2 separate regions of the Homo sapiens genome follow, and region 2 is linked to region 1. A link is a contact called in ENCODE Hi-C or POLR2A ChIA-PET data. All regions are on one chromosome and are shown on one strand. Each heading gives the region's core, a stretch centred on a gene start or an enhancer-like site at or near the end of the contact. The rest is flanking DNA. Distances are from core to core; before and after follow the strand shown.

Region 1 (3,455 bases), core at 413-2,912:
CTTCCTCGCTCTCTTTGTCCTAAGCCTATGATGGGCCTTATAGGAGAACTAGTCACAGGTGGCTCTACCTTTAAGAATATGCCTGTGTAATGCATGGATGATTGGAAGGCATTGCCACAAGTTTCTTCAGCTGAAGGAAGCTTTACGGAGTTGTGGGGCTTATTCTCCTTGACATGCTGCTGCTCCTTTTGTGTTTTCATTTTAAAACAAAATATGTATTGTTTTTCTAGGGAAAGGCACAGTAGCTTGAATTTACTATATTTGACAGCTTTTCTCAAATGCTTTCAAAACATGGAGTTGCTAGAAAACAAAGGTTTGAACTGCTGACTTCTTCTTGTGAGAATATTAGTTTAGTTTTGGAGTTTTAAAATTTCTAAGGAGGAAGAATGTCTTTGTGACATATAGGACAAGCACTGGGAGGGGAGTCAGCCAGGGTGTCAAGCCTGTGCAGCTGCCTGGTGCCTGACCTGGGACAGATTGCTCTAGGCTGCAGGCATGGGGGTTTATTGCCGAGGCACTGGGCCTGGTGATACGAGGGGTCTAAGTGGTGAGTTTCAGACAGAAATCATCTGTACTCTTGATTCCAAAGCTGGTAATCATGACTGTATTGATCCATAAAGACTCATGATGTATCATCTGTGCTTGGCTTCTGGCCTGGCTAGGGGAGAGGAGACGGGGCGTCATCTGGTTCTGCATCTGGATTTGGAGATGGAATTTGAAAACACACAGGCAGGTTATGAGAACTGCCACTTGTAAGAATGCAAGTGAGTGTGAGATAGAAAGGCCCGGTGATAGATGGTCTTGGGCTTCTCTGTTTTCCTATCACCTGTGTCTCCCTTCCTTGCTCTTGTACTGTTTGGTAACAACTTTGAGGTGAGTCCTTTCCTTTTGGCTGTTAAAGAGCCCAGAGGTGGGTTGGAGGAAAACAGCTTTGTGAAGCCTGCAAGAGTTGACTTCACAGTTCCGTTTGCTGCGTTTTCAAATACTGCTTTATTAGCCACCCCCTCTTCCAAGGCCAGGTGATTTGTGCCTTATGGCCTGGCCACTCTGAGTCATAGTGCCTATGTTTGTGTGGCCAGATTGCAGACTCTGCTACAACAGCGTCAACAAGTTCCCTTTATAGCCATTAAAATATATGTACATCTATTATTCTTTATTATAAAAGTAATATGTGTTCATGGTAGATAATCTGTAAATATAGAAAAATAAAAAAATAATAAAAGTCACTTACTCAGTGAAACCAATGCACCTACCCTCCTAGGAAGTGGCCATCAGTCCTGTGTCACCAGCACTAAGATCTGAACTAACCACGTGCAGATACCTGGGATCAGTAGGATTTCTTCACATCTTTGTGTGTGCTGTGTAATTATTCTACCCTGAGCTCGAATCCTCCACTTCAACTTTTAGCACTGATTTCTCCGCTTAACCCATGTGTGCTTTATACACAGAGAGACTTCTTAAGTGATTAGTGGTTCAGTCACTGCCACAGTCTATTAAAGCTTCTTAGGGAAGTGATTTTCTTTCTGTGGTGTGAAAAGGAAATAACAATGTCTGTCTTGCTCTTTAACCTGTCTCTTCTTGGAAATTCCCAGGCATCTTGGAAGCCATGTGTCTGCCCTTGGCTGTGCTCTGTGGACCTCCTGCAGTATGCTTGCCCCATTTCCTCTCTTGGCTCTTTGCCAGCTTGTGGCCTTTCTAGAAGGATATTGTCCTGTTGTGAATTTTCATCATCTTTATTGGTTTCTTCTCATTCCTCTCCGTTCTGTGAGCTTGTCAGAGAACCTGGAAGCCTCACTTAGCTTCTGGGAGCAGGTCCTGGAGCTGGGCTCACACCCCTTCCCCAGTTGTTTTTCTCTCTCCTGCCAGCCTCCCTTTGATTCTTAGTTTTCAGTGAACTGTACAGTATCAAAGACCCTGGAATCTCACGTAGAAAAAAGAGTACCGGGATTTGGGCGCCACATCTGCCTGTTTTTTCATCTGTGCTTTTTTGAGCCTTTTAAAAAAATCAGTGGCATCAGTTGCATGTAAGGTTCATGAAAGAACTGTGTAAAATTGTAAATTATTTTGCAGAGATTTGCTGTTTTCCAGCAACTCCTCCCTTCTTGACACACAGGTAGTAGCTCTAGATTTTGTTGTTGTTCTTGTTGAACTCTGATAGGTCTCTCAAATAAAAGGAAACAGATACCGTTTTTATAGATTAGAAGACAACATTGTTAAGATGTCATCTCACCAAATTGATCTATAGGTCCATTGCATTCTCATTCAGAATCCCAGAAGGGGGTGTATGTGTTTGTTTTAATAAATCAACAAGCTGATTCTAAAATTTACATGGAAATGCAAAGGGCTCAGAGTAGCCAAGTTAGTTTTGGAAAAGAACATAGTTGGAGGGCTTACACTACCTGATTTCAAGGTATACGTCAAAGCTATAGAAAGCAAGACAGTGAGGTATTCGTGTAAAAGCAGCCATATTAGATGGATGGAACAGAATAGAGTCCAGAAATAGACCCACACATGTATGATCAATGGATTTTCATCAAAGGGGCCACTGTAATTCAATGGAGAATGGATGGGCTTTTCAACAAGTGATGCTGAAACAGTTGGGTATCCATATGGAAAAAAGTGAACCTTGATCCTTAGGTTACACCACATACAAAAATTATCTTGAAATGGATCGTAGACTTTAAGTAAAACTTCCAGTAGTTCCATTAGGCTATTTATTTATTGTTGTCAGTGCAAGGGAGGAGCCAGAGTGCTAAGTGCTGAGAGGGTAACAGGAAGAAAGGGTAACAGAAAGTAGTTGGTGGGGTGTGTGTGTGTGTGTGTGTGTGTGTGTGAGAGAGAGAGAGAGAGAGAGAGAGGGAGACTCTGGGCCATTCTAAACTCTGCCCCACTGCTCACTTTTTTGTTGGGTAATAACATTAAAAAACAGAAACATGTTTTTGTTGTTGTTGTTGTTGTTTTGAGACGGAGTCTCACTCTGTTCCCCAGGCTGGAGTGTAGTGGCGCGATCTCAGCTCACTGCAACCTCCGCTTCCCAGGTTCAAGCGATTCTCCTGCCTCAGCTTCCCGAGTAGCTGGGATTACAGGCGCCTGCCACTATGCCCAGCTAATTTTTTTGTATTTTTAGTAGAGACGGGGTTTCACCATGTTGGCCAGGCCAGTCTCGAACTCCTGACCTTGTGATCCGCCCACCTCGGCCTCCCAAAGTGCTGGGATTACAGGCGTGAGCCACTGTGCTCGGCCAAAAACATGTTTCTTACTGGTACCTTCAGAGGATAATTTTTGGTTCTCCCACCTTGCCCTCCTCTTCCTCTTATTTTGCAAGCAAATCTTACTTTAGCTTACACACTGTGCTGATGAAGAGTTGTCTTAAATCTGGCTTACATTGATTTAAACCTATTTTAAAATGTGCTAGGAAATCCTGGCATCATGTTAGTAAGCAAGGAATCCTTCTA
Region 2 (3,455 bases), core at 573-3,072, 100 kb after region 1:
TTAGGAAGCATGGAGCTCATATTATGCGATAAGGGATTTATATTAATCTCTCAAAGCTGTGTTCTCTGATTTTCCATAGATTATACACAGACGCAAGCCTACCATCCTGTAGCGTGTGGACCTAGGGCAAAATTTTCTCATTATTTGCCGCTGCCGCCGCCTCCTCCTCCTCCTCCTCCTTTCCCCCATTAAGAAACCCAAGACTGAGCCCCATCATAGGTGAACTTTTTGTATCAGCTGTCTTGTATGTCTTGTTTCTTACTACATTTGCAGGCTAACTGTTGAAAAAACAGTATTTTGTTTGTGGGAAGAAAATCAAAGGTGATGTAAATGAAAAGTGCATTTTCATATAATGGAAATTATTAGAGGAACTTTTAAAATGTCACTGCAGATTAATGCAGACAAGGAGCTGAATATATTAGAAAGTAGGTCAAATTTTCTCATGTTTATGAATGAGGTGAATTACAGTGTAGGTTTAAGTTTATAAAATTGGGCAATACTATAGTTTATATGAAATATCCTAGCCTAAATGCTATTATACTAAAATATAATTAAAATAAATTGAGTTTGTTTCCTTATCCTTTGTGTCTGAGTATTTTATACGTAACATTTTACAAATTTAATAAACTAGTAAAAGCGATGAGCTTCTTGTTGTTATTCACATTTCCTGTATTGGACACAGAATCTACTCTAGGGAATTAAAGCTGGAGTCGATTTAATCCATGGGCAAGCGAATCAGGAATCCTTGGCAGTTTGGGAGGAACAGGCTCTGGGCTGAGCTTCCAGTCTACTCCCTATCCCCAGCACCATCTTTTCCTACCAGAACCAGGGAAGTTAGGCTGTGGCTGCTGCTATGAGAGGCTGTTGAATTGAGAATCCGGTACTTGACCTGCCAGCTCAGAACACACGCCTCCTCCATGGGGAGATCTTGCTTCTTGTGGATAACCGTGTGCTCTGCTTTTCTTCCTTGTGACTCGGTTGAACACCAGAGTCACCTATAAGCCCATGTCATTGGTGTATCTAAGTCACGTTGGACACCGTAGCAGCAAAGAGATCTGGGCAATCAATATATGATGTTTAGACCTGCAGCCTCCCCAAGCTGCAAGCGAACTACCCTTCCCATCTTCACGAAATGTCTCTTCAGATGTGCCTGGTACCACAATCAGGGGCAGAAGGGCAGTCTGTCAGAATTTCCCTTCTTTAGATACATTTCATGTGATACATTTTGATAGACTTGTCTAGAGGTAGTAGTGTTACACCAGTGTCACTAGTTAAGTAGTGTTAGTCGATAGTGCTAGTGATGACTGATAGAACTTAATAAGAAGACAGTGTTTACCATTTCAAAAAGATTTTTTTTTTGTTTTTTGAGACGGAGTCTCACTCTGTCGCCCAGGCTGGAGTGCAGTGGTGTAATCTCAGCTCACTGCAACCTCCGCCTCCCAGGTTCAAGCAATTTTCCTGCCTCAGCCTCCCATGCAGCTGGGACTATAGGCACCCACCACCATGCTTGGCTAATTTTTTTTTTTTTTTGTATTTTTAGTAGAGACAGGGTTTCCCCTGTTGGTCAGGCTGGTCTCGAATTCCTGACCTCAGGCGATCCACCCACCTCAGCCTCCCAAAGCGCTGGGATTACAGGCGTGAACCACCACGCCTGGCCCCAAAAGATATTTTTTTTAGGTTGAAATTATTGTAAATAATACCAGGAAAGGAATGCCTGTGGTTTAACAGTAAAAAAGTTTAGCGATGATAGAATCCAGCTAGGCCTAATAGTATTTGATTTCCCCCATGGAGGATGATGAGTCAGAACATGGTCCTGGTCATCCATTACTGAAGCTTTTATTGTGCTAACCCAAGTATAAGGTCAGCGATACAGCATTCCTTCACCCCAGTATTGCTGGCTGACTTCCTAACCACCAGACACTGCCTTTTTTCATCTGGATAAGTACAGTCATTCACAAGTAACTGGGAACAATACTTCAAATAGAAGGCCATTGATTTTGAAATTGGGCAGACTTGGGTTGAAGCCCTGACTCCTACCACTTTAATAGCTGTGTAGATTGTAGTGTCAGTCTTTCTATAGCTGTGTCATCTGCCGTGTAGTGTGGAGTGAAGTGAATAGCACCCTCCTCGCAGTGTTTGTTGTAAGGTGATGCTCAGCGCAGGCTTGGCACAGAGCAAGTGCTCCACGGTGGGCCACTGTTGTTGTGTGGTCCCTATCACCACCTCCGCCGCTGCCACCATCATCATCCTCCTCCTCACCATCACCACCACCGCTGCCTGTAGTCTTCCGCCCCTTCCTCATCTCCGGATGAGTTTTCCATATGGTTGGGCCACTCATGCCTCTTCACAGCAGTAATTTTCTCGCCCGTGATCCTGGGTCCCTTGGATGTTACTTCCTTTTTGAGCTTGTGGGGCTTGCTCCTGCCCTTCAAGCACCCTTGGCTTCCTATTAGACTTTCTCTTTCCTCTGGGGAAAAGATCTCTCTTCATGCTTAATAGGCATCAGAGCAGCCTTGGGTCACAGAAGTCATGGTAGCTTTCTATTTGTCATCCTGACAACAAGGCCTCTCTGAGGCTTGAAAGGATGATGCTAGCCCACCCGCACCACCTCCCTTCTTAATTAGATTACTGATTCCATTTCCCTGATGGTTTTAAGCTAAAAGAGCTTTATTCTGTTGCCTTTGGATTGTTCTTTCTTGACTCCATCTCTCCTTTGATTTGCAGCAATACCTGAAGTAAAGTGGATGACAGTAGTTGGGAGCATATTGGCTGCTATTCTTTAGCAAAGCCTCCAGAATGGGTGTATCATAATGGAGTTTAGAGAAAATATAAGGAATAATAAACGAAACGTCCAAAAGGATCCCTCCTTTCAAACTGTCATGTACCAAGTGAGTTTCTGTAGAAGGGGCCCTTTTGGTTTTTAGCTGTGATTTTGTCTTCATTCCTTAGGGTTTATTTGACCCCTGTGTGGAAAAGGCCCGATTTCCCCACTTCCCCGCTCTTTTTTGTGTGTGTGTGCACAAGTCCATGTATGTGTATGTATGCACATACACCTCTCTTTCTGAGTTCACCATCCACATGCCATGGGGAGTGCACCCACACATTAGTGGAACTGAGTCATGCTGTGGCATGCAGCAGCCAGCTGTGGTGTAACTGCTGCCTGCTTGACTGTGAACAAGTGTTTCCCTTCTTTGCTAATGTCTAACCTCAAGGACCTTGAATTTGAGCTGCCAATTATTTTATGCAGACTCTCTCTGACATTTTTGTTAGGCTTTTGCGAAGGACATGTGTTGTATCTTTAATACTTTGGCGTATCTGAAGATTTGAGTTTGTGAAATATTAAGTTGGTCTACTACCCCCATCCCCCCACCCCACCCCTGCATCTAATTGACTCTAATTGACATTCATTTATTCAACAAACATTTATTGAGCATCTACAAAGTGCCAGGCAGTCT

Evidence for each region. Hi-C counts contacts between places; a loop is a spot of excess contacts on that map. ChIA-PET counts read pairs that join two places held with the same protein, here RNA polymerase II (POLR2A). Pooled maps may share reads with other maps.
Region 2: a map of aorta shows a loop between it and region 1 (2.5-fold over the local background). The contact joins two enhancer-like sites. A Hi-C loop is called at or near these places in 3 of 168 maps with a recorded cell type or tissue (IMR-90, aorta and ascending aorta) and 3 of 50 pooled maps. POLR2A ChIA-PET finds 5 or more read pairs at or near these places in 2 of 52 experiments (BJ and IMR-90).

The regions. Positions count from the first base shown.
Region 1 is chr15:62,502,014-62,505,468 of GRCh38, forward strand. The region is part of intron 1 of TLN2 (talin 2); the gene reads left to right. Among named protein-coding and RNA genes, the nearest start is that of TLN2, 110 kb to the left of the region's middle. Within about 2 kb of position 1,663, at least 2 of the 41 ENCODE cell types and tissues checked have a DNase peak (open chromatin) inside an H3K27ac peak, as active enhancers do.
Region 2 is chr15:62,604,734-62,608,188 of GRCh38, forward strand. The region is part of intron 2 of TLN2 (talin 2); the gene reads left to right. Among named protein-coding and RNA genes, the nearest start is that of MGC15885, 39 kb to the right of the region's middle. Within about 2 kb of position 1,823, at least 3 of the 41 ENCODE cell types and tissues checked have a DNase peak (open chromatin) inside an H3K27ac peak, as active enhancers do.